Linked DNA regions of Homo sapiens: region 1 is linked to region 2. Evidence: read pairs that join two places in POLR2A ChIA-PET (ENCODE). Cell type or tissue: A673. All regions are shown on one strand. Links, peaks and the distances in the headings refer to the core of each region. The heading gives the core; the rest is flanking DNA.

Region 1 (16,359 bases), core at 3,012-11,011, 350 kb before region 2:
AGAATGGTGGCTGCTAGTAGCCATGAGGAGGGATGAGGAGTTACTGTTTAATGGGCACAGAGTTTCAGTTTTGCAAGATGAAGAGTTCGGGAGATAGACAGTGGTGATAGCTACACAACAATATTTTACTTGTGTACTAGTATCACGGAACTGTACATTTAAAAATGGTTATGATGGTAAAATTTATGTTATGTGTATTTTACCACAAATTTTAAAAACTGAAAAAAAATGAAGTGTAAAATTTTAAAACCAGATAATATAGAAGACGATTTTATAACTTTGAGGTAAGAGAAGATTTTTTTAAATATAAAAAGTACAAGCCATAAAGGAAAATATTGTTTAAATGGACTACGTTTAAATACATAATGTCTGTTTATTAAAATACACCATAGAGATCAAAGTCATGCAAAAAGTGGTAAAAGAGATCTATAAGACAATCAGCAAAGGACTTATATAAAAAATATGTATAAAACTCCTACAAAGCAAGAAGAAAAAGATAACCTAATTTTAAAATGGGCAAAGGGCAAACAGGCACTGAGGAGGAAATGTGAATGGACAATAAATATATGCTCACATCTCACTGGTAATCAGTAAAATGCAGATTGAAACTACAATGAGATACCATTTCAGACCTATCATATTACCAACTATGGGTAAGGATGTGGAGTGAACAAAATATCTTGTGGAAAAATGCACACTCTAGATTCCCTTTATATTAGGCTCTTCAAATGTAAAACTAAATAGTATATTATTTAGGGATATATATATATTTATTTATAGCTAAACTGTAAAAATTATCAAGAGAATTAGAAACTTCAAATTAATGAAAGTGTTTACCTTTGGAGAGGGTAAGAACAGGTTGTCCTGGCCGGGTGCAGTGGCTCACGCCTGTAATCCCAGCACTTTGGGGGGCTGAGGTGGGTGGATCACCTGAGGTCAGGAGTTTGAGACCAGTCTGACCAATCTGGGGAAACCCCATCTCTACTAAAAATACAAAAATTAGCTGGGTGTGGTGGCGGGCACCTGTAATCCCAGCTACTCAGGAGGCTGAGGCAGGAGAATTGCTTGAACCTGGGAGGCGGAGGTTGCAGTGAGCTGAGATTGCACCATTGCACTCCAGCCTGGGTGACAGAGAGAGACTCTGTCTCAAAAACAAAACAAAAGAAAACAAAACAAAACAGGTTGTCCTTAAGGAGAGGCATACAAGGAGTGACAAAATATTGATAATGTTCTATTTCTTTGGCTGGGGGGCACAGGTGCTCATTCCTTTTTTAAAACTGAACACGTTTTACATGTTATTTTGTATACATATATGTTTCATAAGAAATTTTTATGTAAAAGAGGAAGACCTTCCAAATCTAAAATCTTTTTTTATTACTGGAAGTACTACACAGTGGATTATTTCCCTGGTGATCACAGGTTCTGCCTACAGTGTAGCCACTGATTCTAAAGATAATAAAGTCTGCAGAGTCTGAAATGCAGCAAAGGTGTAACCCTTGAGTCATCAAGACAAGGTAAGCAGATGTTAAGTATAAAAAATATACATAGGAAAAGTACATTTGAAAAGATGCAGGGAAGGCAACTTAAAAAATGTAGGGAAGGAAAATCTACAGTACATGTCTTATATATAGTACATATCATACAGTACATGTATGACCCAGTAGAATTTTTTTTTTTTTGAGATGAAGTCTCATTCTGCCACCCAGGCTGGAGTACAGTGGTGCGATCTCAGCTCACTGCAACCTCTACCTCCTGGGTTCAAGTGATCCTCCTGCCTCAGCTTCCCTAGTAGCTGGGATTACAAGCATGCACCATCATGCCCAGCTAATTTGGGGTGGTTTTTTTTGTTTGTTTTTTATTTATTTATTTATTTTGAGATGGAGTCTCACTCTGTGGCCCAGGCTGGAGTGCAGTAGTGCGATCTCGGCTCACTGCAACCTCTGCCTCCCAGGTTCACACCATTCTCCTGCCTTAGCCTCCCAAGTAGCTGGGACTACAGGTGCCCACCACCACACCCGGCTAATTTTTTTTACATTTTTAGTAGAGATGGGGTTTCACCGTGTTACCCAGGCTGGTCTCGAACTCCTGACCTCAGGTGATCTGCCCACCTTGGCCTCCCAAAGTTCTGGGATTATAGGCATGAGCTACCGTGTCCAGCCAAGACCAAGTAGAAATTTTATATTGTTTTAGAAGAATTAGGTATATAGAAGATGAGGTAGGTAAAAAGGGACAGACGGTCTCATTTCAAGAAAAATAGAATATAGCCAACTGGAAAAGAAAGAAGATCATGAGGTAACTATAGTACACTCAAGATTGTTTTAAATCTTTCCTCAAAACCAGAAACCTAAAAATTAATTTTCCACAAATGCCTTTTCAACAAATAGGCATTTCCTACACTTACTGTGAAGCTAAGATAGTTATTTTTAAAGGTAGTCAAAGCTGATACTTTGCTGCGAATACTATCGTTCTTTTTCCTTTTCTTCTTCTTTTTTTTTTTTTTTTTTTTTTTTTTTTTTGAGACGGAATCTTGCTCTGTCGCCCAGGCTGGAGTGCAGCGGCGGATCTTGGCTCACTGCAACCTCCGCCTCCCGGGTTCAAGCGATTCTCCTGCCTCAGCCTCCCGAGTAGCTGGGATTACAAGTGCATGCCACCATACCCGGCTAATTTTTTGTATTTTCAGTAGAGACGGGGTTTCACCGTGTCAGCCAGGATGGTCTCCATCTCCTGACCTCCTGATCTGCCCGCCTTAGCTTCCCAAAGTGCTGGGATTACAAGCATGAGCCACCACGCCCAGCCTAGTGCGAATACTATTTTTCTAAAGCAGTTTTGCACTATCTGTTTCTGTTACATTGTAGAAAACTCAAATTCCCAGGTGGTATCCCAAGTTTTTAAGCAACTTTGACAAAAACAAACAAACAAAGTATGCATTTCTGTTTTGTTTCTGGTAGCACTTAAGCTCTGACCAAGCAGTGCAAGACTGCTTTCTGGGCTACTGTTTCTGATACTTATCTGTCCCCTTTATTTTCCACACTAGCACATTCTTTGCCTACTTCTCTAGTCCAAATGATCAAATTTATACAGCATTGATTTCTTATATCAGCTTAATCCTAGATAAGCTTGTTGTGGTACCTTTTGGCATACTATTCCTTGTCCTCATCGCATGGACTGTGGAAGCAAACAACTCTGAATTTGAATACTAGATCTATAACCTAGAAACTATGGTACCTCTGGCAAGTCATTTATGCTCTCTGAATCTCAGATCTCTTATACATTCAAATGATTAATAATAACAATGCCTATTTTGGAAGAATTGACTTTTATATGCTTAAATTTATTCAAACATCTTAAGAGTAGATTTAGGTACAGATGGTAGGATGCTCAGTTCTACTCAGACTCGCTTCCCAGTTTTATCTCTGGGTATGGTCTTCAAACATCGTCCTCAATTCTAGCAGTCAGCAGAGATGCTTTTCTGCTGTGTAGCTTTCATGGTCCCTGTAAGACCTACAGGTCTCTAGCTACTAAGATAAAAACACCTGTTATATGGTCCTTAGATTCCTTATCTAAATTTTAGCTCTCATGCTGATTTTGCAAATATCTTCCTTGCCCTTTTCTTGGAAATCACTGTATTTTCTCATTCTGGATTGTCTACCTTGATGCCTTTTTCTTTCTAACTTGTCTGAAAAATACTTACTTAGCTAGATAAGGTCAGTTCACTGTCTTCTTTTTTAAGCTCTCATAAGATTTTTCTCATGAGAGACCTCTGTCTACTACAAGGATCTGTTTTCTCTATTATCTTCACACCCCACCCCATTCTCTCCATGAAAACATTCCACAATATCATGTTATAGAAAATAAATTAGGAAAAAAACCCAGATTCTAATTTCAGTCCTTTTACTTACCAAATACATGACTTTCACCAAATCATTTAACTCACCTCTGAGTTAGTTTTTTCATCTGCAAAATAGTGATATGCCCTAAGACACATACTTAAGAGGTTGAAGATCAAATGCAATAATGCAGATGAATATGCATTGAAACTGTAGTTCTATAATATAATACAGAAGGTATTATCCATTCAACAAAGAGATAGAAGATAAAGGAATCTGAATTCAAACTGCCAGAGCAGGAATCCTGGGTCAATCATCTACTAGCTTTACCTTTTAATATGTAAAATGAGTATTACAGCACCTATTTCATATGACATTAGCTTAACGATGTTGGCTACTATTGCTGTTACTAAATGCCTACTGTGTTAGGCATTCTATTAGATACTGGTAATAAAATGGAATTAAGACTGACAGGGCTAATATCTGTGCCAAAACCTCTATCTCCTACTCCATCTACTACATTTTCTAAGTCATTTATGTCATATGTACTTAACAGCAAAGAAAAATCTAAGTAGTAAAGCATTTCCATAGAACATCAAGATAAGAGTCCAGAATTCCACTCTTTCTTTTCTATAATAATTTCCAGTAAACACTATAGTGATTCTAGTATTTCTTTTCCTAATCCATCACTTGAGTTGAAACTTTCCTGATGACTTCTGGGTAAACTATCTGAGATGTTTCTATCAAATGTAAATAATCTAAGGTAGTATTTCTCAAAGTAACACCTAAAGACCATCTGCTTCCCAATCACCTAAAATGCTAATTAAAAGGCAGATTTCTAGGCCCTCTTTCAGATCTATTGATTCCAAAGCTCTGGCTGGAAGATGGGAGAGTCTGCATTTCTAATAAGTCCCTGTGTGATTTTTATGAAAACCGGATGTGAGAACCATGTTCCCAAGAGGGAAAAACTCCCACTACATAAGAAGTTTATAAGGCCGGGAATGGTGGCTCGCTCCTGTAATCCCAGCACTTTGGGAGGCCGAGGCGGGCGGATCACGAGGTCAGGAGATCGAAACCATCCTGGCTAACATGGTGAAACTCTGTCTCTACTAAAAATACAAAAAATTAGCCGGGCACGGTGGCAGGCGCCTGTAGTCCCAGCTGCTCGGGAGGTTGAGGCAGGAGAATGGCGTGAACCCGGGAGGTGGAGCTTGCAGTGAGCCCAGAAGGCACCACTGCACTCCAGCCTAGGCGACAGAGCAAGACTCCATCTCAAAAAAAAAAAAGTTTATAGCCAAAGGAAATTCTGCGCAATAATGATCCAAAGCTTCATAAAGGAGAAAAATTTTAATCCTCAGAATACATTTTCACATGCTTCTGTTAACAGGGTGGAGACAACAATTCATGGAGACTGAGACCAAAAGTGACTTGAATATACGCACCCTAATTGTGTGTGTTCAATAAATTCCTATTCTAGAGGCCAAGAGAACGGGTGGAAAGGGGATACACTGCAAATGCTTACTTAAATTTCAGAAGAAGGAAATAAAACTTATTGCAATAGTCAGGTAGGTCTGTTAAAACTGAAGTTTCATGATCTCAGAAAATGGAACCACTTTCTCTTAAACTCAGCTAAGTCATGACAGACCTCCCCGCTCCAACTCTCCATGCCTACCACAAACCTTGGATAATCTCCCAAATGTAAACCTTGTCTACCGTATCCTGTGACCATTAGAACAATCAGAGGCAAGGAGATACACGGTCTTTTGATTAAAGTAAACTGAAATAACCAATTAAAATTTACATTTGTGCCTCTCGCTCAAATAAACAGTTATAGAAGAGCTCTCACTGAGATGTGGAACAGAATCAAGCAGCTCTGAACTTTTCAAATAATAACAACTGTTATTTCCAAATAACAATTTCTAAATAACAAGCTGATGAACAAAATATTTATTTACCCACCAAGCCACAGTAGCCTGAGACATTCTCTGGTTCAGATAATAAAATAAATGCCTTAGAGGGCTTTCGTTCCTAAGATGCTGGTGAGTTTAGCACTGTGACTGCAAGAAATCGGGAACCTACGACAAAAAGACGCCCAGCCTGCCCACACTAACCGTCCAGAACTAGGTCTGGAGCAGCAAGGCGGGCGGGGCCGCGATTTCTTCCGCATCGCTGCGCCCGTTCTTCTCCGCCTGCGTGAGCACCGCCCACCCACTCGCGGTGTGAACATACTGGGTCTCGCCTCTCCTTTCCCCTCCCCTCGGCCTGGTGCTGAATCATGAGCCCAATGTCTCCAAAAGGTAAAATCAAAGAACAAAGCCACCCTTGGGGCTGGTCTGAATGGGGTACCACGTCGGGGTGGGGCAGAAGGCTGGAAACCACAACTTTGCTCTCCTTCTTCCCCAATTCCCCCACCCAACCCCCAAATTAAGAGGAGTACTGCAGTGCTCAGGAATTCCCAAGAGGGTGGCCCTTCTCCCAGTTGCTCGGTCTGCTACCGTCCGTCCGGGACCCGGCGCGCTCCGCCTCATTGTTCCAGCGCGCCGCCCGCCGCCCGCCGCCGGGAGCCCGCGCCCTGCAGAGCCAGCGAGTTGGCGGCTCCCGGGGAGGGGGGTTGGGGCTTGGCCTGCTCTAGATCCCCGACCCCTCGCCCCTCTGGGGCCGAGTAACAACAGCCCCCTGCCCACCCCCATAGCCTTCCTCCCAACCGATCGCTAAGGCGGAACCCACAAGTCCCCGGAGGCGCCTGGTGGGTGCTGTCCAAATGCTGGGAGGAGGCGGGAGGGGGGTGGGGAAGAAGGAGCTGGAGGCCCGGCCTGCGCGAAGCTGCAGCCCTCACCCCGACAGCGCGATTCGGTGACGCGGGTACCGCTCGGCCATGGTTCCTCCGCCCAAACAGGGAGCGGCTCGGCTACGGCCCGTCTCCCAGCCGTGGACGCAGGCACCTAGCAGCCCTTGGCCCTCCCTGTCTCCACAGAAGCAGAAAGTGGAGGGCCAGAAGACCCCGTGCAGGCTGCAGAAGTTCTCATTTGCTACTCACCCCAACTGTTTCTGTCCCTGCGGTTCTTGGCCATGGTGGTCCAGGAGCTGGTGGCGGTGAGGCGCTGTCACTGCGCTCGCTGCCTTCTCCGGGGCCGCAGGTTGCTGGCGGTGGGAGGCTCCGTGCCCGCGCTGGGCGCAGTTCGCTCAGACTCTGAGGATGTTGCTGTGGCGCTGGTGGGAAGGAGTGGGGAGGAAAAGGGAGGAGAAAGCAGATGAACCAAGCTCAGCATCACAAGCCCGAGTTCACACAGATACCAGCGTCACACCCTCCCTACCTCAGTCCACCCCCAGACCGTGAAGACAGTGATAGACCACGTACCGCAACATTTTCAACGGAAAACACAAACAAATAAACAGCACCCCCCTCGAACACACTCTCAAAGAATTTAACAGCGTTATCAGAAATACACAAACCGATATACTGCATGATTCTGGATGTTCAAATACCTGTTTCAAGCACGGTTATACATTAGTACAAACAAGCTGGCAACATTTATATAGCCAAAGTAGCTAAAATAATGTGCATTTATCTACGAGGCACCCATTTTTTTTTCCATTTTAAAAGCAAGGTCATGTTAGTAAAGAGGGTATCATGCATTTTTGTATATGTATACTGAGTAGTTTGTCTTAAAATTAGAATAGCAAAATTTATATCAAGAAGATCAAGATAAATGAAAGCTGTAGATTCATTACGATCTGTAACTCAATATCCACTGGGTAAAATTTCCCACTAGATTTGCAAAGATAAGGTCCAGACCTATAGTCCAATAGCAATTATTTGAGCTGAAATCATACTACATAGTCTGGGTATGGGTGGGCCCTGGCAGCCATAAAGGTTGCAGACAATTTTGAAAGGAAAAGAAAAAAAATAAAAATACTTTCAATCTTTCCCTTTTCACTGCTTTCTCTCTGCTACAAACTTAGTTGTTTTCAGTAACCTGGAAACACTGTCCCTTTATACTACCTCAACCTCAAGATACCATCATGCCGTCCCTTACAGTTTCCTTCTGCCATTTGGTTGTTACTCACACTCTGTACTGATCGGTTCTTAGGAGATCACTGCCAGCCTCTTAATTACCAGATCCATGATCTCTGCTAATTCCTCATGGTAAGCAACTCCTCACGCTACACTCTCTCAATGTAATTTACTATGATGGCTTCAGACAGGACCTCCATGCTGATGATTCCCAAATCTATACTTGTAGTCTTCTGCCCTCTAGAAGAGAGGACATTATACCAGAGGTGTGTTTATAACTGCCTAAGGTTATCCTCACGTTGTTTTCCTACTGACATTTGAACATCAACATATCTGAAAACAAACTCCCCCACCACTGCCAAATCTTATGCATTATATTTCAGTTACTGGTTCTAGTGACTGCAGAGTCGTGAACACTGTAACCAAGTTTACAACATGGTTTTAAAGAAGTCTGTGCTCAACAGAGTTGAAATGACATTAATGAAACAACATAGGAAGACAGACATTATCTCATCCTTATACCTATAAACCAAGTTCATAGAACAAAAGAGAAGTGTGGTCTGCTTTTCTTCTTATATTCCTTTACTATCATTCTCAGCTTACATTCCAGCCTGAAAATCCCTTTCATATGAATCCCATTTTTAAGAGTACAATAGATTACACACAAAAAAGAAAAAATTTATATAATTCAACACCTATGCCCAATTGAAAAAGAAATTAATTTTTTAAAAACCTGTTGTGTTTATAATTAGTAAGTAATCTGCAGGTGAATACTTTGAGACTGTGTGAATCACAAAAAAATGCTTAAATAAATAGCTCTCTGTATGTGACTTTTTGTACTATTGGCCAATAACTTTTCATCCACTGATTTTAGCATCCATTGATCCTTGCCTGAATCAATTTCATATTAGTGATTTTTTAAATGGAGGCTTTAAAATCATTATCTGTTGTTTGTTTGTTTTCCAGACACAGTCTCCCTCTGTTGCCCAGGCCGGAGTGCAGTGGCGTGATCTCAGCTCACTACAACCTCCACCTCCCAGGTTCAAGCGATTCTCATGCCTCAGCCTCTCAAGTAGCTGGGATTACTGGCGGTCGCCAGCACGCCTGGCTGTTTTTGTATGTAGAGACGGGGTTTCTCCATGTTGCCCAGGCTGGTCTCAAACTCATGAGCTCAAGCGATCTGCCCACCTCAGCCTCTTGATGTCATGTCTTTTAAATTAAGTAGCTGGCATTCCCTCTCCCACTTTTCTATGTTGAGTCCCTCTATAAATTAATGGAAGCTTTTAAAAAAATTGTGCTATGCATCACCATTCTTTTTAATGCCTAAATTCCCCTAATTTGGCTGAGGGTCAGCTCGTGTGTCCTTTTAACATTGTCCCTTTTTGTCTTTGAGCAGTTCCCTGTATTCTGGTAAAAGAAAATGTTTCAGGTTCCTTTGTATTTTCCCTATCTTAGAACTAGAATAGCCATTTCTCCAAGATGCTGTGGCTCCTTTTAACGAGAAAAGGTGTTTAGAAACCAAGACGTGGGTGCTAGTTGTGCTCATTGCTGGGTGAAGATCACTGTTTCTAGACCCTTTCAGTGGACATTGCTAGAATGCATCTTTTTAATCATAAGTTTAATCTACTCTGAAGAAATACCTCAATAGTATGAAAATATAAACATACATGGTTATGTATTACATTACTTTTTGTTATTGTAAAATGCTGGAAACAACCTGAATGCCCACATATAGATGAGTGGTTGAATACATTATAATACATATACGCAATAGAATGTTATGTAGGTGTGAAAAAGAATACAGAAGATCTTTATAAGCTAATACAGAGTGATTTCCAGAATACAATGTTAAATGAGGAGGAAAAAGTGAAAATAGTATACCATTCCTGGAAAAAGGAAAGGATATGAAAAAAGTATCCATTCATCTGTGAAAAATAAATACAGCAAGACTAAACCAGAAACCAATGAGATTGGTCACCTACGGGAGATGGGTGGGAATAGGGTAGAAATAATGGAAGAATGGGAAGAGGGTAGTAGGGATTAAGGGGACTGATATTTCTCTAAGTGTAATGCTTTTATATAACTCTGAGTCTTAGAACAGTAATGTTTCACATTCTCCAGAATAAGTTTTAAAATGCTTACTATGATGACTATAATCAAAAAGATAATAACAAGTGTTGGTGAGATGTGGAGAAATTGGCACCCTCATAAACTGCTGATGGAAATATAAAATGGTGCAGATACTTTGGGAAAAAGTCTAGCAGTTCCTCAAAAAGTTAAACATAGAATTGCCATATACATTAGCACTCCTAGATATACACCCTAAAGAAATTACAATATATGTCCACAAAAAAACTTGTACAGGAATATGCATAACAGCATTATTCATAATAGCCAAAAGGTGGAAACAATCCCAGTGCCAAATAACTAGTGAATGGATAAACAAAATGTAGTATATCCATATAATAGAACATTATTTGATCATAAAAAGTTATTGAGTACCAATATATGGTACAACATGGATGGACCTTGAAAACATTATAGTAAATGAAAGTAGCCAGCCACAAAGACCACATATTATATGATTCCATTTATATGAAATTTATAGAATAGGCAAATCTAAAGAGGCAGAAAGTAGATTAATTGTTGCTTAGGGATGGAAGAAAGGAGTGGGAGGTTGGGGAGAAATTGGAGAGTGACTGCTAATGAGTATGAGGTTTCTTTTGGGGGCAATGAAAATGTTTTAGAATTCATCATGAAATCAACTTTGCACAACTCTTGGGTATACTAAAGCCACTGGATTAGGCTGGGTGCAGTGGCTCACGCCTGTAATCCCAGCACTTTGGGAAGCTGAGGTGGGAGGATCACTTGAGGCCAGGAGTTCGAGACCAGCCTGTACAACATACAAAGACCCCATCTCTATAAAAAAAATAGAAAAACTAGCCAGGTGCAGTGATGTGCACCTGCAGTCCCAGCTACTCAAGAGGCTGAGGTGGGAGGATCCCTTGAGCCCAGGAGTTCAAGGATTCAGGCCGCTGCACTTCAGCCTGGATGACAGAGCAAGACCCTGTCTCAAAAAATGAAACAAAACAAAAAAACTCCACTGAATTGTACAATCTAAGTTGGTGAATTTTATGGTATGTGAATTATGTTTTTAAAATACAAATGTTTTTAAAAAGTCAAAAGTCAAGTTCATTTTAAATCAGAATAAAAGAAGAAAAGGTATTACTCCATTTGAACTTTAGTACTTTAAATCCTCTCTCTTCCTGACTCTTCCGGGATGTTACTCCACAAACTATTCTCTTCCCCCTGTATCCTCAATTATTTTTTCTTCCATTGGTTCTTTCACCATGCTCATTTTCCTCCATCATAAGTAAAGGGCTCCCTCAATCAGAAGTTTCTCAATAGTTGATGGTTCAATTTGCTCCTTCCCTCTATAAATAGCAATCTTAGAAAAGTATTTATGTCAATTAGAATGCTTTTGGCGGTAACACAAAATGGCTTAACCAAAAAATGACATTTACTTTCATGCAACAATTTGTTTAAAGATAGACTGGTTCTATGGTGGTCAGTTCATCAGCTCAGTGGTATCATGGACTATATTAGTTAGGATATAGCTTTGGCTACTATAAAAATTACAACGGCTGAAATAAGACAAATATTTATTTTGGTCTTATGAAATAATCTGAGCATAAGCCATCCAGGGATAATACCGTGGCTTCAAAATATGAAGGAACTGGCTGGCCACGGTGGCTCATGCCTGTAATCCCAGCACTTTGAGAGGCCAAGGCGGGCAGATTGCCTGAGCTCAGGAGTTTCAAACCAGCCTGGGCAACACGGTGAAACCCCGTCTCTACTAAAAAATACAAAAAATTAGCCGGGACGGGTGGCGTGCACCTGTAGTCCCAGCTACTCAGGAGGCTGAGGCAGGAGAATTGCTTGAACCCGGGAGGCAGAGGTTGCAGTGAGCCAAGATCACGCCACTGCACTCCAGCCTGGGTGACAGAGCGAGACTCCGTCTCAAAAACAAACAAACAAACAAAACAAAACAAAACAAAAATGAAGGAACTAAAGTTCTTCATGCCTTCTTCCATCTTTCACTTGGGGCTTCTATCATATGTTCCATGATGGCTGCTCTAGTGTGGGCATTCACATTTTCATTCTAGCCATACAGAAGGGTAAAAGGGAAGAAGTGAATATATCCATTCTCTCTAAGGGTACAACCCAGAAAGTGCACACATCATCTCCACTCAAATACCATTGACCTACCATGTCCCACCTCATTGATAAATATACCGTATATGTAACAAAAATTTTGGGGTCTAATACTAAACGAAGAAGGGAAATAGACATTGGAAAATAACCAGAAGACTTTGCCAAAAAGACAAAGGTGCACTCTACCATCTTCCATGTGTTGGTGTTATGAGAAAAATCCAGGACTGTATAGAAAAATGTTCTCCCAAGCTGGGAGGGAACCAAGAGACTGAAGAATGACTCAGACGAGTCCAGCCCAGCGAGTGGATGAGTTTGTGAGGACTTATACAGGACACTTCTGGGCAGCAGCAGGATAGCTCTAGAGATCCATGCCACCTCCCATCTCTAAACTGCTTTTAAACAAATTTTCTGTAACTTCTTTGCCTACTGTGTTTGAGCAATGAGATTGTTTTCCTTGATAAGTTCTCAGATACCATCTGAGATATTTGGGTTCTCAGGGACACCTGCTCCTCCAGTGGGCATCATGGTCTTGGCTCACTGCCCCGCCTTCCCCATTCAAGCAGTGGATGTACACCTTAAATAACCTAGTGGGGACACATCACACTACAATCCACCCCATTCCCCAGCTCTTTATATTCTTCCCACCAATCTTGCATGAAAGTCCTTGAGTGGGGTATGAGGGGAAGAACTATACAGACCTATAAAGTATAGCCATGGCTTGTGCGTACAAGCCACATCTACAGTATACAAAACATCATAAAAAGCAGAAGCTAACTACAATTATGATGCCTGTTAGCAAAACGTAACTCCAATGAGTAGGTAAGGTGTGTAACCAATTTGAGAATGAGTCAAAGAAGCTTAATCGGGTTATATAACGAATTTGAGTTGACAAATGATTTAAAACATTTGTGACACTGTTCTCTTCATCAGGCATATAGGCACAACAGGTAGTGCCTCTAAGGGTACGTATTGGTTTTTGTGGATTAAAAAAAAAAAACTTTTTAAAAATTTCAATAGTTTTTGGGGAACAGATTTTTTTTGTTACATTAATAAGTTCTTTAGTGGTGATTTCTGAGATTCTGCTGCACCTGTCACTGGAGCAGAGTATACTGTACCAAATATGTAGTCTTCCATTGCTCACCCTCCCGACCCTTTGCCCGGAGTCCCCAAAGTCCATTATATCATTCTTATGCCTTTGCATCCTCATAGCTTAACTCTCACTTTTAAGTGAGAACATACAATATTTGGTTTTCCATTCCTGAGTTACTTCACTTAGAATAATGGCCTCCAACTCCATCCAAGTTGCTGCAAAGGCCATTATTTTGTTCTGTTTTATGGCTGAGTAATATTCCATGGTGTATATATACCACATTTCCTTTATCCGCTCATTGGTTGATGGGCATTTAGCTTGGTTCCATATCTTTGTAATTGTGAATTGTGCTGCTACAAACATGCGTGTGCATTCATCTTTTTCACATAATGACTTATTTTCCTTTGGGTAAACACCCAGTAGTGGGATTGCTGGGTCAAATGGTAGTTCCACTTTTAGTTCTTTAAGGGGTATCCATACTGTTTTCCGTAGTGGTTGTACTAGTTTACATTCCCACCAGCAGCGTAAAAGAGCTCCCTTTTCACCACATCCATGCCAACATCTATTTTTTTTTAATTTTTAAATTATGGCCATTCCTGCAGGAATGAGGTTGTATCTCATTGTGGTTTTGATTTGCATTTCCCTTATAGTGATTTTGAGCATTTTTTCAATGTTTGTTGGCTGTCTGTATATATTTTTTCAAGAATTGTCTATTCATGTCCTTTACCCACTTTTTTTTTTTTTTTGAAACGGAGTCTTGCTTTGTCACCCAGGCTGGAGTGCAGTGGCACGATCTCGGCTCACTGCATTCTCCTGCTTCAGCCTCCTGAGTAGCTGTGACTACAGGCACACACCACCATGCATGGCTATTTTTTTGTATTTTTAGTAGAGACAGGGTTTCACCATGTTTGCCAGGCTGGTCTTGAACTCCTGACCTCAAGTAATCTACCCGCCTCAGCCTCCCAAAGTGCTGAGATTACAGGCGTGAGCCACCATGCCTGGCCCCATTTATTTATTTTTGTTTTTGTTGCATTTGCTTTCGGATTCTTAGTCATGAATTCTTTGCCTAAGCCCATGTCTATAAGAGTTTTTCTGATGTTATCTTCTAGAATCTTTGTGGTTTCAGTTCTTAGGTTTAAGTCTTTGATCCATCTTGAGTTGATTTTTCTATAAGGTGAGAGATGAGGATCCAGTTTCATTCTACATGTGGCTTGCCAGTTATCCCAGCACCATTTATTGAATAGGGTATCCTTTCCCCACTTTATGTTTTTGTTTGTTTTGTCGACGACCAGTTAGCTGTAAGTATTTGGCTTTATTTCTGGGTTCTCTATTCTGTTCCATTGGTCTACATGCCTATTTTTATAGCAGTACCACGTTGTTTTGGTAACTATAGCCTCACAGCAAAATTTGAAGTCAGGTAATGTGATGCCTCCAGATTTGTTCTTTTTCTTATTACTGCTTTGGCTATGTGGGCTCTTTTTTGGTTCCATACAAATTTTAGGATATTTTTCTAGTTCTGTGAAGAATGATGATGGTATTTTGATGGGAATTGCATTGCATCTGTATATTGCTTTTGGCAGTATGGTCATGTTCACAATATTGATTCTACCTATTCATGAGCATGGGATGTGTTTCCATTTGTTTGTGTCATCTATGATTTCTTTCAGTGTTTTGTAATTTTCCTTGTAGAGAACTCTCACCTCCTTGGTTAAGCATATTCCTAAGTATTTTATTTAATTAATTTTTTTTTGCAGCTGTTGTAAAAGGGATTGAGTACTTGATTTGATTCTCAGCTTTGTCATTGTTGGTATATAGCAGTGCTACTGATTTGTGTACATTGATTTTGTATCCCGAAACTTTACTGAACTCATTTATCAGGTCTAGATTTTTGGATGAGTCTTTAGGGTTTTCTAGGTACATGATCATATCATCGGCGAACAGCAACAGTTTGACTTCCTCTTTTCCAATTTGAATACCCTTTATTTCTTTCTTTTGTCTGACTGCTCTGGCTAGGATTTCCAGTACTATGTTGAGTAGAAGTGGTGAAAGTGGGTATTCTTGTCTTGTTCTAGTTCTCTGGGGGAATGCTTTCAAATTTTCCTTGTTTGGTATTGTGTTGCCTGTTGGTGTGTCATAGATGGCTTTTATTACTTTGAGGTATGTCCCATCTATGACAATTTTTTGAGGGTTTTGATCATGAAAGGATGCTGGATTTTATCAAATGCTTTTCCTGTGCCTACTGAGATTATCACATAATTTTTGTTTATATGATGTATTACATTTATTGATTTGCATATGTTAAACCATCCCTGAATCCCTGGTATGAAATCCACTTCATCATGTATATTATCTTTTTGATATGCTATTAGATTCAGAAAGCTAGTATTTTGTTACAATTTTTTGCATCTATGTTCATCAGAGATAATGGTCTGTAGTTTTCTTTTTTTGTTATGGCCTTTCCTGGTTTTGGTATTAGGGTAATACTGCCTTCAAAGAATGATTTAGGGAGGATTCCATCTTTCTTTATCTTTTGAAATAGTTTCAGTAGAATTGGTACCAATTCTTCTTTGAATGTCTGATACAATTCGGCTGTGACTCCATCTGATCCTGAAATTTTTTTTTTGGCAATTTTAAAATCATCGATTCAATCTCACTGCTTGTTATTGGTCTGTTCAGAGTTTCTATTTCTTCCTGATTTAATCAGGAGGGTTGTACATTTCCAGGAATTTATCCATCTCCTTTAGACTTTCTAGTTTGTGCACATAAAGGTGTTCATAGTAGCCTTGAATGATCTTTTGTATTTCTGTAGTATCAGTTATAACATCTTCCATTTTGTTTCTAATTGAGCTTATTTGGATCTTCTTTCTTCTTTTCTTAGTTAATCTCACTAATGGTCTATCAATTTTGTTTATCTTTTCAAAGAAACAGCTTTTTGTTTCATCTGTCTTGAATTTTTTTTGTTTCAATTTCATTTAGTTTCTGCTGTGATCTTTGTTAATTTTTTTTTCTGCTGGGTTTGGGTTTGGTTCTTGTTTCTCTAGTTCCTTGAGGTTGTCTATTTGTGCTCTTTCAGACTTTTTGATGTAAGCATTTAATGCTATGACCTTCCCTCTTAGCACCATTTTTTCTGTATCCCAGCGGTTTTGATAAGTTGTGTCACTATCATTCAGTTCAAAGAATTTTTAAATTTCCATCTTGATTTCATTGTTAAC
Region 2 (16,359 bases), core at 4,052-12,051:
TTCCTGATCTTAATGAGTTTAGAGTATGCAGCTGTGGTTTCAATTTTTAATTATACACTTTGATTAGAAAAATGTTGCCTTAGAATATTATATTTTAGAATTATTTTTTAAAACCTTACTGGGATGTAATTGATATAAAGTATATATTTACAGTACATATATTTACAATGTACAATTTGATGTTTTCAACAATGTGATAAGTTATATATACACAGTAAAACCATCCCAGTAAAGCTAGTAGACATATCCTTCAGCCCCATAAATTTCCTCTTGACTGTAATTCTCCCTCCTATTTCTCCCCACTCTCAGGAGACATCCCAAGCCATCACTAATCTGTTTTCTGTCATTATCGATTGCATTTTCTAGAGTTTTATATTAATACTGATAGAATCATACAGTACATACTCTTTTTTTTCAATCTGGCTTTCAGCATGATTATTTTAGATTCATTTATGTTGCATGTATCAATAGTTCATTCCTTTTTATTGCTCAGTAGTGTATTCCATTGTGTAGATATACTGTGGCTTGTTTATCCATTCACTTATTTATGTACATTTAGTTTTTCAGATCTTGGCTATTCAAATAAAGCTGCTATGTATATTTGTGTACAAGTCTTTGTATGAAGATATGTTTCAATACAAAGAATGGAAATTGCTGGTAATTACCAAAGAGTGGTTGGATCGGATAGTAGGTGGATGCTTAACTTTTTTTTTTTTTTGAGACGAAATCTTGCTCTGTTGCCAGGCTGGAGAGCAGTGGTGTAATCCTGACTCACAGCAACCTCCGCTTCCCGGGTTCAAGTGATTCTCCTGCCTCAGCCTCCTGAGAAGCTGAGATTACAGGCACGCCCCACCACGCCCGGCTAATTTTTCTATTTTTAGTAGAGACAGGGTTTCACTGTATTGGCCAGGATGGTCTCGATCTCTTGACCTCATGATCCACTCGTCTCGGCCTCCCAACGTGCTGGGATTATAGCCATGAGCCACCACGCCTGGCTGCTTAACTTTTTAAGAAACTTTCAAACTGTTTTCTAAAGTGGTTGTATAGTTTTACATTCCCACCAGCAATATAAGAGATCCTGTTCCTCCTGCCAATACTTGGTAATTTAATTTTAGCCATTCTAATAGCAGTGTAATGGTACTTTGTGGTTTTAGTTTGCATTTCCCTAGTGATTAATGATGTTCAACATCTTTCATGTTTTTATTTGCCTTCCATATATCTTCTTTGGTGAAGTGTTTGTTCAGATCTTTGGCCCATTTTTGTTGAGTTGTTTTGTTTTTTTGTTTTTGTTTTTGTTTTTTTTTGGGGGGATGGAGTCTTGCTCTGTCGCCCAGGCTGGAGTGCAGTGGCACAATCTCAGCTCACTGCACCCTCCGCCTTCCGGGTTCGAGCGATTCTTTCACCTCAGCCTCCCAAGTAGCTGGGATTGCAGGCACCCACCATCATGCCCTGCTAATTTTTGTATTTTTAGTAGAGACAGGATTTTGCCATGTTGCCCAGGCTGATCTCAAACTCTTGGCCTCAAGGAATCCACCCACCTTGGCCTCCCAAAGTGCTGGGATTACAGGCATGAGCCATCTCACTCGGCCTTTTTTTTTTTTTTTTTTTTTTCCTTTTATCGAAGTTTCATTATATACCATTCTCTTAATACTATCTTTTTATCTTTTTCTTTCTTTCTTTTTTTTTTTTTGTTTTTAAGAGATAGGGTCTTGCTGTGTTGCCTAGGCTGGTCTTAAGCTCCTGGCCTCAAATGATCATCCTGCCTCAGCCTCCCAAAGTTCTGGGACTACAGGCATAAGCCACTGCACCTGGCCTATACTATCTTTTGGAGACCAAAAGTTTTTTTTGTTTGTTTGTTTTTGTTTTTGTTTTTTTGAGACAGAGTCTCGCTCTGTCGCCCAGGCTGGAGTGCAGTGGCACGATCTCGATTCACTGCAAGCTCTGCCTCCGGGTTCACACCATTCTCCTGCCTCAGCCTCCCGAGTAGCTGGGACTACAGGCGCCCGCCACCACGCCCAGCTAATTTTTTGTATTTTTAGTACAGACGGGGTTTCACCATGTTAGCCAGGATGGTCTTGATCTCCTGACCTCGTGATCCACCGGCCTCGGCCTCCCAAAGTGCTGGGATTACAGGCGTGAGCCACCGCACCCGGCCAAAAGTTTTAAATTTTTATCAATTTGTTTTTTTAGGGACTGTGCCATTAGTGTCATATCAAGGAAATCTTTGCCTAACCCAGGGTTACAAAAATTTTCCCTTCTAGAAATTTTTTATTTATTTATTTTAATTTTCAAAAATAGAGACAGGGTCTCACTATGTTGCCCAGGCTGGTCTCGAACTCCTGATCTAAAGTGATCCTTTGTCCTTGGCCTCCCAAAGTTTTGCAATTATAGGTGTGATCCACCATACCTAGCCTGTTCTAGAAATTTTATAGTTTAAATTTTATATTTATATCTATGACTCATTTGAATCACTTTTTCTTTTTTAAAAAAATCTCACCTTGTCTTATGGTGCTGATTGAATCATTTTATATATGGTGTGATAATTCTGTATATGGTATGTTTGTTTTTTTGTATATGGATATCTGGTTGTTCTGTCACCATTTATTGAAAAGGCTGTCCTTTTCCTTTGCTAAAGGTCTTCATGCTTTTATTTAAAAAATCAGTTGCCCATATATGTGTGGTTTTATTTCTGGATTCTCTATTCTGTTCTATTGATTGTTTTCCTTATCTTTATGTCAGTGCCGTACTGTTTTGGTTACCATAGCTTTATAGAAATCCTTGAAATCAGGTAGTGTTAGCCCTTCAACTTTGTTCTTCTTTAGAGTTGTTTCAGTTATTCTAGGACCTTTGTATTTCCATGAGAATGTTTTAATCAACATATCAATTTCTACAAAAAAGCTTGCTGGAATTTTGATTGAGATTGTGTTGCATCTACAGATCATTTGGGAGGAATTGACATCAGAACAATGTTGAGTCTTCCAACTCATAGTTTAATCTCTTCATTTATTTAAGTCTTTAATTCCTATCAGCAGTATATTGTATTTTTATTTTTATTTTTATTTATTCATGTTTATTGTATTTTGTTTTTATTTTTTGATATTGAGTCTCACTCTGTCACCCAGGCTGGAGTGCAGCAGCACGATCTCAGCTCACTGCAACCTCTGCCTCCCGGGTTCCAGCGATTCTCCTGCCTCAGCCTCCAGAGTAGCTGCCCAGCTAATTTTTGTACTTTTAGTACAGACGGGGTTTCACCATGTTGGCCAGCCTGGTCTCAAACTCCTGACCTCAGGTAATCTACCTGCCTTGGCCTCCCAAAGTGCTGGGATTACAGGTGTGAGCAACCTTGCTCTGCCAGTATTTTGTAGTTTTAGTATATATACTTCAACTAAAATTTTTATTTTCTTTTTAAATTGAATTTTAATATTTCATAATGGGCTGGGTGTCGTGGCTCACGTCCATAATCCCAACACTTTGGGAGGCTGAGGCAGGCAGATTACCTGAGCTCAGGAGTTCAAGACTAGCCTGGCCAACATGATGAAACCCTGTCTCTACTGAAAATACCAAAATTAGCTGGGCGTGATGGTGCACACCTGTAGTCCCAGCTACTTGGGAGGCTGAGGCAGGTGGATCTCTTGAATCTGGGAGGTGGAGGTTGCAGTGAGCCAAGATTGCTGCCACTGCACTCCAGCCTGGGTGAAACAGCGAGACTCCATCTCAAAAAAAAAAAACAAAAAAAACCCAAAACATTTAATAATGAAAACATTGCCAGTATTCTTAATTGATGTTTGAGATATTTGCATCCTTGTGGAAATCTTGGCAGCACAATGAAGAATTTGGCAAAAATAAATATCAGTCAGACTCTATATCCAAAAGGATTTATTTCCACATTGTACCTGAAACTCAAATGTTAATTACTGAACAAGTGCATTAGCAAGATTTTTAATTTAAATGTGAAGATGGAAAACTGAAAAATATAAATTAGGAAATAACATTTCTATAACTTGTCAAATGTAGTGGTTTATCAGGGTAAAAAGTTAAAGTGCTTTTGTGTGTGTCTACACATGGATTTATAGTATGAGACTATTTTGTTTTTTGTTTTTTTTTATTATACTTTAAGTTTTAGGGTACATGTGCACATTGTGCAGGTTAGTTACATATGTATACATGTGCCATGCTGGTGCGCTGCACCCACTAACAATTCTATTTATAGTGTTACAGTAAGGAAATGCCTTCTGGCAATTTGAAAATATGGTGTAACTAAAATACAGGTCTGACTTGTTAATCTACTGTTAAAGACTGGAAATTATTTTAATTGCTCTTTTTCTGACTAGGCTTTCAAAAAATATGATAGGCAAATTGGTTCTGTCGTGGTAATTTTATGTTTACTGTCTCTGTAGAAGTGTAAAGCATGGTTCTCTTCCATTGTCCTCTTGATGTCCTGTTACAGCATTTATGGGTGAGATTTTAACATTGTGTGTTTATTTTTATGACTGTTTTCATATTTGAAATTAAGAAGTTTGGCATAAGAAACTTTGATGCTTGATGTTCAAATTGCTTTGTAGCTTATTTAACAAAATCATAATCACAGAAAAAGAATCCATCCCAGTTAGACATTATCTTAATTCTCATGTTCAATCATTTTCACTGAGTGGGGCCCTTGGCTTTTTATGGAAAGATGTTATAAGAAACAACCTTGCCGGGCGCGGTGGCTCACGCCTGTAATCCCAGCACTTTGGGAGGACGAGGCGGGCAGATCACGAGGTCAGGAGATCAAAACCATCCTAGATAACACAGTGAAACCCCGTCTCTACTAAAAAATACAAAAAATTAGCCGGGCATGGCCGTGGGCACCTATAGTCCCAGCTACTCGGGAGGCCGAGGCAGGAGAATGGCGTGAACCCGGGTGGCGAAGCTTGCAGTGAGCTGAGATCGCGCCACTGCACTCCATCCTGGGGGACAGAACAAGACTCCGTCTCAAAAAAAAAAAAAAAGAAAGAAAGAAACAACCTTGCCTCAGGGAGGGGGGCCTGAGGAGGCAGGAGGATTGTTTGAGCCAAGGAGTTGGTGACCAGCTCGAGCAATTTAGGTAGGCCTCATCTTTAAAAGAAAAAGAAAAAAAAAAAAAAAAAGAAACGGCCTTATGAAGTCTACTGCCACACTTACAATGTAAATGTTTATTTATTTATTTAAAGATGGAGTCTCATTATGTTTGGAAGCCTGAAACTCCTCGGCCCAAGGAATCCTCCCACCTCAGCCACTAGAGTAGCTGGGACTACAGACACCCCACTACGCCTAGTTAAATGTCTACTTTTTTAAAAATGTCTTTTAAAAGTCGATTGATCTATTAGAAATGTATGGCTAAAATGTAATTAAGTTATCTCTGGCTGTGTTAAAGAAGTGCAGGGTATAAGAGGAAATATTTATTTCTCCAAAACCTAATTTGAATTTATTAGAAAATATGTTAGAAACATATTTCTAACATAGAAATACATTAGAAAGCCTGATTTTTTTTTTTTATTATTGGTCCTATATGAATTTCTAATTGCCTTACTGCTAGACTTTTTGGACCAGACTTCTTCAAAGAGTAGTCTTTCCTTACTATGGCCTTCCACTTCCCCATTCCCCAATTCAAAATTATTTTTCTTTATCAATTAGTTTGTATTTTGTCAAAATTATTTATGTAAATAAAAAGATAATTCGCTCTGCAAAGCTTGTTATGAAAAATAGCATTACTTCCCCCTTAAACACAAAATTTTCTGTTTCCTAGAGAAAACCATTTTAACTTTTCAAAGTGATTTATTTACTTCTATATTTCTAAGAAAGAAAAAGTGCTTATATTGCTATTTCATGTTTTTTTCTGTTTTGGATGTTATCTGTTGACTTCCTACCACGGAGGGTAAGGATTTAATATTCTCTTTTTTCTCTTTTTTTTTTTTTTTCTTGGCAGGGACTCACTCTGTTGCCCAGACTGGAGTGCAGTGGCACAAAGGATTTAATATTCTTTAATATGCACATACATTCCCCTCCAACCACACACACACTTTCCACTTTCTCTTCCCCCACTTCAAAGTTATATCTTAATTTGAGTTGGATTAATATTCAAAGTTTACATTATTATGACTGTAAATGCTATTTTTGGGGTTTTTTTTTGGGGTGGGGGGGACAGGGTCTCACTCTGTCGGCCAGGCTGGAGTGCAGTGGCACAATCTCCACTCACCTCAACCTCCACCTCCAGGGTTCAAGCTGAGATTACAGGCACGCACCACCAGGCCCAGCTAATTTTTGTATTTTTAGTAGAGACGGGGTTTCACTGTGTAGGCCAGGCTGGTCTTGAACTCCTGGCCTCAAGTGATCCACCCCCACCTTGGCCTCCCAAAGTGCTGAGATCATAGGCATGAACCACCACACCCGGCCTATAAATGCTATTTAATCTGCTTTTTCTTTTCTAACTCACTGCTTTTACTGGAGTTATTAATTATCTTGTTTTCTTGTTTGTGTGTTTTTCTATGTAGTACACTTATTACCAAATTCAAACTTTTTACCAGTTTTCTAAATATCCTATCAAGATTTTCATCCCATTGCATACTCTGTCAAGTTTGTTTTCTTGAGACAGTCTCTCCCAGAGCCTTCTGACCTGCACCAGTGTGGACTGGTCACCTTTATTCCTGTTTTACAGCTCTCATCCTATAATTTCCTTTCATTTTATCCTGGGCATTCCTTTGACCTTTCTTCTCTATTGATTCCTTTATTTTCTTTATTCCATATTTTTCTTTCTTGATTCATACCCTTGTTTTAGTGTAGTACAAATGACAGAAGGTTAATGAGAAAGACTACGTGAGAGATAAAGTTTTGGACCTTATTCTATCTAAGAATGTCACGTTAGCATGGCGTTTGATATTGCTGGTATCTTGGATTCCAGGCTGAACATCATTACCATCTAGCTTCTAGTATTACTGTTGAAATCTGAAGCTAATGTCTGCTTCTCATATATAATCTGCTCCTCCTCACTTCCCTGTCCTCCCAGTCTTGTAGGATATTCTCTTTGTCTCCAGGGTCCTGACATTAAAATTTTGTTCAGTGACATGGGCACTAGAAAAGCCCTTTAGACTTATTTTATTGATAATTTCCCCCCTCAATTTCCTCTGTTTGCTAGATGATTCTCAAACTTTTGAAAACCTCATTTATGGTGAAGTGTAACATATAATCAGAAAATGTGTAAAGGATAAATATACAGTTTAAGGAACACCTATTTAACACTCAGGTAAGAAGACAGAACATTGTCAGCACTTTTCTCAGGATAACTCTCCAAAAGGTAACCGTTTTTGTGGTATTCACTGTTTTGATTTTCTTTCTTTTTGAGACGGAGTCTCGCTATGTTGCCAGGCTGGAGTGCAGTGGCATGATCTTTGCTCACTGCAACCTCCGCCTCCTGGGTTCAAGCGATTCTCCTGCCTCAGCCTCCCGAGTAGCTGGGACTACAGGTGTGCACCACCATGACCAGTTAATTTTTGTATTTTTAGTAGAGACGGGGTTTCACCGTGTTGGCCAGGATGGTCTCGATCTCTTGACCTTGTGATCCGCCTGCCTTGGCCTCCCAAAGTGCTGGGATTATAGGCGCGAGCCACCGCGCCTGGCCTGTTTTGATTTTCTTAATAGTTTTTCCATCTCAGCGTGTATCCCTTAACACCATTGTTTAATTTGTTCTGAATTTGTTTATTTTTTATTTTTGTATTTAATTTTGTCTGACTTTGTGAATGGAATCCCATTGTATGTATTCTTTTTATCTGGCTTCTTTCTGCCAACATTTTTTCAGGGTGCATCCACATTTTATGTAGCTGTCATTATTACTGCATTTTTTTGACTGTGTGTATTCCATTGTATTAATAAGCCACAATTTATCTGTCCCATTCTGGATGAATATTTGAATTCTTTTCTAGTTTTGGAAGGTATTATTAATAATGTTATTTATGAGCCTTCTAGCGTATGTCTTCTGGTAAACATTTCTCTAGAGCATTGCTGTCTAGAAGAGATACAATGTGAGCCACACATGTAATTTAAAATTTTCCCTCCTAGGCTGGGCATGGTGGCTCATGCCTGTAATCCCAGCACTTTGGGAGGACAAGGCAGGAGGATTGCTTGAGCCCAGGAGTTCAAGGCCAGCCTGGGCAACACAGCGAGAACCTGTCTCAAAAATCTAAATAATAATAATAATAATAATTAATTAAAAAATAAATAAAATTTTCCCTCCTGAGTGAATTAATGCAGGAACAAAAAAAAAACAAATGCTGCATGTTCTCATTTACGGGTGAGAGCTAAACATGGGGTACCCATGGACATAAAGATGTTAACAACAGACACCGGGGACTAATAGAGGAGGTAGTACTATGCTCAGTACCTGGGTGATGGGATCATTTGTACCCCAAACCTCAGCATGACACAATATACCTAGGTAACAAAATCTGCACATATACCCCCTTAATCTAAAATAAAAGTTAAAAACGAAAATTATCATAGCCACAGTTGAAAAGTAAGAAGAAACAGATGAAGTTGATTTTAATAACATATTTTTAACCCAATCTAATCATTTCAGCATGTGTCATAAAAATTGAGAATTTGACTTCTTATTTTAATACTGAATCCTTGAATCTGGTTTGTATTTTACACCAACATCCCATTTCAACTCAGTGGAGCTACATTTCAGGTGTTCAGTACCCACATGAGGCTAGCGTCTATTATATTGGACTGTATAGCTCTAAAGAAATATATGTAAATCTATCCTGAATATATATATATATATCCTATAGTGGAATTGCTCAGTCATAGACTATACATATCTTGAACTTTAGTACTTAATGGCAAAGTTTTTGAAAGTGATTGAAACATTTTACATTCCAGTAGCAGTGTGTGATCGTTCCCATTGCTCCACATAGTTACCAACATTTGATATTATCAGAATTTTTAGTTTTGCTGCCTGGTGAGTGGATAGTTTTCATGGTCGTTTAATTTACATTTTTCTGATTACTTAAGAGCTAGAGCACTTTTTAATATATATATAGGCTATTTGAATTTATTCTTTTGTGAAGTGCTAGTTTAAGGGTTTTTTGCCCATTTTTTCTCTTGGGATTTTTATCATTTTTTTTCTTACTGAATTTTTAGGAGTTCTCTATATATTCTAGATATGAGCCTTTTGTTACATGTACTACATATATCTTCTCCAACTCTGTAACTTGCCTTTTTACTTTCTTAAAGATGTCTTTTGAGAAACCTAAATTTTAAAGTTTAATATAAAGTTTATCAGTTCTTTCCTTCATAGCTAGTAATTTTTTGTGTCCTATATAAGAAATCTTTTTCAATCCTGAAATCATGAAGATATTATCTAGTTTTACACTGTCAGAGCTTTATTGGGTATATTTATTTATTAGGCCTAACATGCAGCTAGGATTGATTTTTGGGTAAAGGTTGAAGTAGGAGTTGATTTTCTTTTTCTGCAGTGGTTCAACACTATTCATACACTTCCCTGCCTCCCTGCAACTCTCTGCCACACCTCATACTCTACAGTGCCATCTGTGTAAATAAGCGTCTATATATATGTGGACTTGTTTGTGGACTCTGTTATGTCCCATTGATTTCTTTCTCTATCCTTATGCCATTGTCACATTCTTCATTACTATAGCTTTGTAATAAATCCTGACAACCATTGGAGCAAATCCTTGTACTTCCTTACAGACATATGACTTTGTTGTTAGTAATTTTAAAAAAAGAATATATGACTGATTTTCTTAGCTTTTTGCACTTTTATTTACATGTTGAAATTATCTTGGCATTTTTAGCAAAACAACCTGCTTGGATTTGATTGTGATTTTATAACTGCATGTATCAATTTTGAGAGAATTCAGTTGTATACAATATTAAGTCTGACAGTTCACCAACATGGTATCATCTTTCATTTATTTAGCTCTTTAATTTTTCTTAAAGTCTAGTTTTCTCCCTAGGAGTCATGTGTACCTTATCAGGTACTCAAGGTACACGGTATTTTAAATTCTACTGTAAATGCTATTTAATTTTTTTTTTTTTGAGACAAGGTCTCACTCTCACCCAAGCTGGAGTGCAGTGGCATAATCATGGCTCACTGCAGCCTCGACCTCCGGGTTCAGGTGATCCTCCCACATCAGCCTCCCGTGTAGCTGGGACTACAGTTGCGTGCCACCACATCTGGCTAATTTTTTGTAGAAGTGGTGTTTCACCGTGTTGCCCAGACTGGTCTTGAACTCCTGGGCTCGAGCGATCCTCCCGCCTCAGCTTCCCAAAGTGCTGGGATTACAGGAGTGAGCCACCGCACCTGGCCTAAAAATTTTGTTTGCTAGCTTTGTTGCTGGTACATAGAAAGAAAAGTTTATTTTTTATGAGTTCAGGTAATTTATGTGTACAATATTTTTGTCCTGCATGGGTACATTATTTTGTCCTCCATGGGTGCATGGATTCTTCAGAGAAGCAGAACCAATAGGAGACACACACACACACACACACACACACACACACACACACACACACACACGACATTTAAGGAAATAGGCTCATGAGGTTATGGTGGCCCAGAAGTCCAAGATCTGCATTTGTCAAGCTGCAGACCCAGAAAAGCCAATGGTATAATTCTAGTCCTAGTCTGAAGGCCTGAGAACCAGAAGAGCTGATGATATAAATTCCAGTCTGAGTATCAGTCTGAAGGCAGAAGACCGGTGTCCCAGCTCAAATACAGTCAGGCAGAGAGAAAGAATTCTTTCTCAGCCTTTTGTTCTATTCAGGCCTTTAGTCAAGTGGATAAGGCCACACTGGGGAGGGTAGTCTGCTTTTCTCAGTCTACCAACTCAAATGTTAATCTCCTCCAGAGATACCCTGACAGACATACCCAGAAATAGTGTGTAACCAGTTATATGGGCACCCCAAAATTAACCATCACAATGGGCAGTCAGATGATCTGCAAATTTGTTTCTTCTTTACCAATTCTGAAATTTTCTTTTTCTTGGTTTACTGCAATAGCCAGGACCTCCAAATATAATGTGGAATAGAAATGATAATAGAAAATATCCTTTTCCTTGATCTCCAAAGGAAAGCTGTCAGTGTCTTGTCTTACTATTAACTATGATTTTATTGTAGCTTTTTTTGTTTTGTTTTGTTTTTTCTTTGAGATGGAGTCTTGCTCTGTCGCTCAGGCTGGAGTGCGGTGGCATGATCTCAGCTCACTGCAACCTCTGCTTCCCAGTTCAAGCGATTCTTCTGCCTCAGCCTCCCGAGTAGCTGGGACTACAGGCACCTGCCACCACACCGGCTAATTTTTGTATTTTTAGTAGAGGCGGGGTTTCACCGTATTGGCCAGGGTGGTCTCAAACTCTGACCTTGTGATCCCCCCGTCTCAGCCTCCCAAAGTGCTGGGATTACAGGTCTGAGCCACCGCACCCAGCCTATTGTAGCTTTTTAGTATACATCCTTTATCAAATGAAAGAAGTTCACAAAGAGATTTTTTATTTGTTTGTTTGAGACAGAGTCTCACTCTCACCCAGGCTGGAGTGCAACAGCACGTTATCTCGGCTCACTGCAACCTCCGCCTCCCGGGTTCAAGCGATTCTCCTGCCTCAGCCTCCCAAGTATCTGGGACTACACGCGCCTTCTACCATGCGTGGCTAATTTTTTGTATTTTTAGTAGAGATGGGATTTCACCATGTTGGCCAGGCTGGCCTTGAACTCCTGACCTCAAGTGATCCACCCGCCTCGGCCTCCTAAAGTGCTGGGATTATAGGTGTGAGCCTCCGTGCCGGGCCCACAAAGAGATTTTATCATGAATGAATGTTGAATATTTTTCAAATGGCTTTTTTACATATATATTGGGATGGTCATATTATTTTTCTTTTTTTCTTTTCTTTTTTTTTTTTTTGAGATGGAGTCTCGCTCAGTCATCCAGGCTGGATTGCAGTGATCTCAGCTCACGGCAGCGTCTGTCTCCCGGGTTCAAGCAGTTCTCCTGCCTTAGCCACCCAAGTAGCTAAGATTACAAGCCTGTGCCACCACACCTAGCTGATTTTTTTATTTTTAGTAGAGACGGGGTTTCACCAGGTTGTCCAGTCTGGTCTCGAACTCCCGACCTCAGATGATCCACCCACTTCCAGCCTCCCAAAGTGCTGGGATTACGAGCCACCATGCCTGGCTGTGATTGTATAATCTTATTTGTATACATTATGGAATTTAGTTAGGTGACACTTTACTTAGGCTTTTTTTTTTTTCTGGATTCATAAGTGAAAATGGCCTATAATTTTGTTTTCTTTTAGAGATGAGGTCTTGCTCATTCCCCCAGGCTGGAGCGCAGTGGCACCATCATGTCTCACTGTAGCCTTGACCTTCTGGGCTCAAGTAATCCTTTTGCTTTAGCCTTCTGAGTAGCTGGGACTACAGGCATATGCCACCATGCCCAGCTAATTTTTTTATTTTGGAGAGATGAGGTCTTGCCATGTTGCCCAGGCTGGTCTGGAATTCCTGGCCTCAAGCGATCCTCTGACCTTGGCCTCCCAAAGTGCTGGGATTACAGGCATGAACCACTGTGCTGAGCTAAAAATGGCCTATAATTTTCATCTTTCTTTTTGAGTTTTTATATAAAGTCTAGTCCCAAAATAAATTGGAGAGTATCTTTTTAAAAAAAATTTTCTAAATGTTCGCTTAAGATTGTTGTATTGCTTCCTTTATGTTTGATGAGTTTGTCAATGAAGCCAGGTAGACCCATATAATGGGCTATAATGCAAGTCTCAACAAATTTCAAAAGATTGAAATCATAGAAAATATGTTTTCTGGCCAGGCATGGTGGCTCATGCCTGTAATCCCAGCATTTTGGGAGGCAGAGGTGAGTGGATAGCTTGAGCTCACAAGTTCAAGACCAGCTTGAGGTCAAGGCTACAGTGAGCCATGATTGCACTACTGCATTCCAACGTGGGTGGCAGAATGAGACTCTGTCTCAAAAAAATTAAATAACTAAATAAAAATGAAAAAGAAAGTATGTTTTCTGACGACGTGATTATTATAGAAATCAATTTTAAAAACCTTTTAAAAAATCTCATGTTTAAAAATTAAAGAAATTTGCTTCTAGATTCTTAAGGTGAAAGAAGAAACCATAATGGAAATTAGAAACTATAGTCCACCATTCTTATCCTTGGGTTCTTAATCCATAGATTCAGCCAACCTCAGATCAACAGTATTTGGGAAAATAATGGATGGTTGCATTTGTACTGAACACATACAGACTTTTCTCTTGTCATTATTTCCTAAACAATACAATATAACCACTATTACATAGCATTTACATTGTATTAGGTGTTACAAGTAACCTATAGATGATTTAAAGTATATGGGAGGATGTGTGTAGGTTGTATACAGTGTTACACCATTATATATAAAGGACTTGGGCATCCATGGATTTGGGTATCCACAGGTGTCCTGGAACTAATTTCCCACAGACACTGAAGGATGACTGTATTTTGAACTGGATGATTACAAAAATATTCCATATGAAAATATGTGTGTTTTTACAAAAGTAGTTTTAGAGAAAACATACATATTAGAAAAGAAAGGTTGACAAAAATGAGCAAAGTATCCATCTCAAGAAGTTGGCAAAAGAACATAAAAAGCAGAAGAAATAATGAAGATAAAGCAAAAATAAATGAAATATAAAACAAACATAAAATAGGATCATAAAAGCCAAAAGTTGGTTCTTTAAAAGATTAATAACATTGATAAACCTCTGAGATGCTGATCAAGAAAAGAACGAATACACAAATAACTAATATTAGAAATGAAAGAAGGGATTTTTACTATAAATCCTATAGACTTACAAAATATGAGGCTATAATGCACAATTTTATGCTATTTTTTTTTTTTTTTGAGATGGAGTTGCCCAGGCTGGAGTGCAGTGGTGCGATCTCTGCTCACTGCAACCTCTGCCTCCCAGGTTCAAGCAATCCTCCTGCCTCAGCCTCCTTAGTAGCTGGGATTACAGACACGTGCCACCACACCCAGCTAATTTTGTATTTTTAGTTTCACCATGTTGGCCAGGCTGGTCTCAAACTTCTGACCTCAGGTGATCCACCCACCTCGGCCTCCCAAAGTGCTGGGATTACAGGTGTTAGCCACCGTGCCTATGCTAATTTTTTAAAACTCTCATTTTGTTCAGGCATGGATCTCTTAGGAAATGGCAAAGTCTAAATCGTAGACTAATCATTGTTTGGCAATGGTTGGTTTAGTGGTGGCACGTGATGTGATGTTAGGAAGAATTCTATGGTAAATTTTGAGACTTCAAATAAAATGGTTAACTTCAATGCTGTGTTTTTTGTGGGGAGGGTTTTAAATTACTTTTGCTTAACTATGAGGCTATTCAAGTTATCTATTTTTGTGTTAGTGCTTCTGATATCCTTCTGACTTCATGGCATAAAAAGTTAAAGCAGGCTGGGTGCAGTGGCTCATGCTATAATCTCAGCACTTTGGGAAGCTGAGGTGGGAGGATCACTTGAGCCCAGGAGTTCAAGATCAGCCTGGGCAACATGGTGAGACTTCATCTCTACAAAAAGTTTTAAAAATTAGCCAGGTCATGGTGGCACACACCTGTAGTGCCAGCTACTTGGGAGACTGAGGTGGGAGGGTTGCTTGACCCCAGGTCTGCAGTGAGCCTGGGTGACAGAGTGAGACCCTGTCTCAAAAAAAGAAAAGAAAGGAAAGCAATACTTTTTTAAATTTCTTTCAACAAATATTTATAGGACACCTACTGTATGCTAGGTACTATTATTTACCATATTTCTTATATCCAGTCAGACTGGATTATTATTTAGGACAGAAAATTTAGAAACAAAAACGGCTCATCCCTAGAAGGATGCAGCTGCTTAAAAAAAAAAAGAAAGAAAAAAAAAGAAAAAAAGGTGGGGTGCTTAGCATAGCTGGTGGTGACAGTGCTATTGTGAAAGCTGAGTAGCACCTATTTCACAGAGCACCTCTATAATTTGTAAAGGAGTATGGTTTTTCAGATGTTACCTTTATTACTGGGATTCATGACCTGCGTAGACTTCAAGTAGGTTTATTGACTTCAGGGTATCCACAGTTCCTCTGAAATTGTATAGAATAGTTTATGTGTATATGCTTTTTGGTGATAGGGAAGAGAGGGTTCAATGGCTTTCCATAGATTTTTCAAAGGGTCCAAAAATGCTTAAGAACCACTGCTCTGTGGGTTAAGAAAAGTTTACAGAGACCAACAAATAGTTTTTTTCTTCATTTTGTGTTTTATGTCTGTTTTGAGTAACCATTATAGTAAAATATTATATATAAGATTCTCTTTGACTTTTGTTCAATTTATATTATTTTGCCATTACTTTAACTGATAACTTTTTTTTAAAGGTTCAGGAACAAGTGCATCCCACTCTCTCAGCTAATGAAGAGTCTCTCTATTATATTGAAGAGCTGATTTTTCAGCTGCTTAATAAATTATGCATGGCCCAGCCAAGGACTGTTCAAGATGTAGAGGTAAAAATTATTTTGTCATTTCAAAAAGTCACTCAACCACTGTATGAATTAATTTTTGTATCTATATCATTCTAATTTATTGTGAAAACTAAAACCACTGAAATTATGTATGATATATATGGTCAGTTTGTTTTTGACAAAAATGTCAAGGCAGTTCATTGAGGAAAGGCAAGTTTTTCAGAAAAAAAAAAACTTAGAACAACTGGGTACATTTATGAGGGGAAAAAACCTTGAAACCTATCTCATGCCGTAGACAAAAATTAATTCAAAATGGATCATGGCCTTAGACATAACAGCTAAACTACAAGGTTTCTAGAAGAAAATTCTGGAAAATATCTTCATAACCTGGGTTTAGGCACATATTTTTTAGAGAGGACTCAAAACATAGTACTTTATATTGAATAATAAGGCCAGGTGCGGTGGCTCACACCTGTAATCCCAGTACTTTGGCTGAGGCGGGAGACCGTCTCAAAAAAAAAAAACAAAAAAAAAATGTTCTCTATGTCAGTTGAGATGATGGTTACACAGACATAAGCATTTCTAAAACTCAACAAATTGTACATTTTAAGATCTGTGTATTTTACTGCATATAAATATTACCTCAATAAAAGATTAGTGTAAATTTTGAGGACATTTGCTCAGTGATTTAAAAAAATGTATATGTATGTGTGTGTGTATATATATATATATATCTGAAAAACTGTTTAAATTAGTACTAAAATAATTGTTTTGCCTTGGTTACATGGGAGTATTTTTGGATTTTTAGCAATATCTGTTAGGGAGAGTTTTACTTCTTTTGTATAAAAGCACCCT

What was found. ChIA-PET counts read pairs that join two places held together with the same protein. Peaks named below come from ENCODE experiments on the same cell type or tissue, not always from the same donor. Only the 100,000 strongest peaks of a DNase experiment are listed, where the experiment ranks them.
Region 1: POLR2A ChIA-PET joins it to region 2 with 16 read pairs; 3 of 35 experiments call an interaction of 5 or more read pairs at or near these places.

The regions. Positions count from the first base shown.
Region 1 is chr14:50,550,805-50,567,163 of GRCh38, reverse strand. It overlaps ATL1 (atlastin GTPase 1), which reads right to left and starts at 7,019. Exons shown (of 14, transcript NM_015915.5): 1 at 6,865-7,019. The coding sequence starts at 6,898. It also overlaps a transcript of MAP4K5 not described here. RefSeq lists a silencer at 6,325-6,684 and an enhancer at 6,426-6,925. In A673, for the core only: a CTCF peak has its summit at 6,894; DNase peaks (open chromatin) are centred at 6,013, 6,383, 6,613 and 6,983; H3K4me3 peaks cover 2,271 bases; H3K27ac peaks cover 1,566 bases.
Region 2 is chr14:50,203,471-50,219,829 of GRCh38, reverse strand. SOS2 (SOS Ras/Rho guanine nucleotide exchange factor 2) reads left to right here. Exons shown (of 23, transcript NM_006939.4): 2 at 15,421-15,546. Among named protein-coding and RNA genes, the nearest start is that of SOS2, 20 kb to the left of the region's middle. In A673, for the core only: no CTCF peak of the experiment used is centred there; no DNase peak of the experiment used is centred there.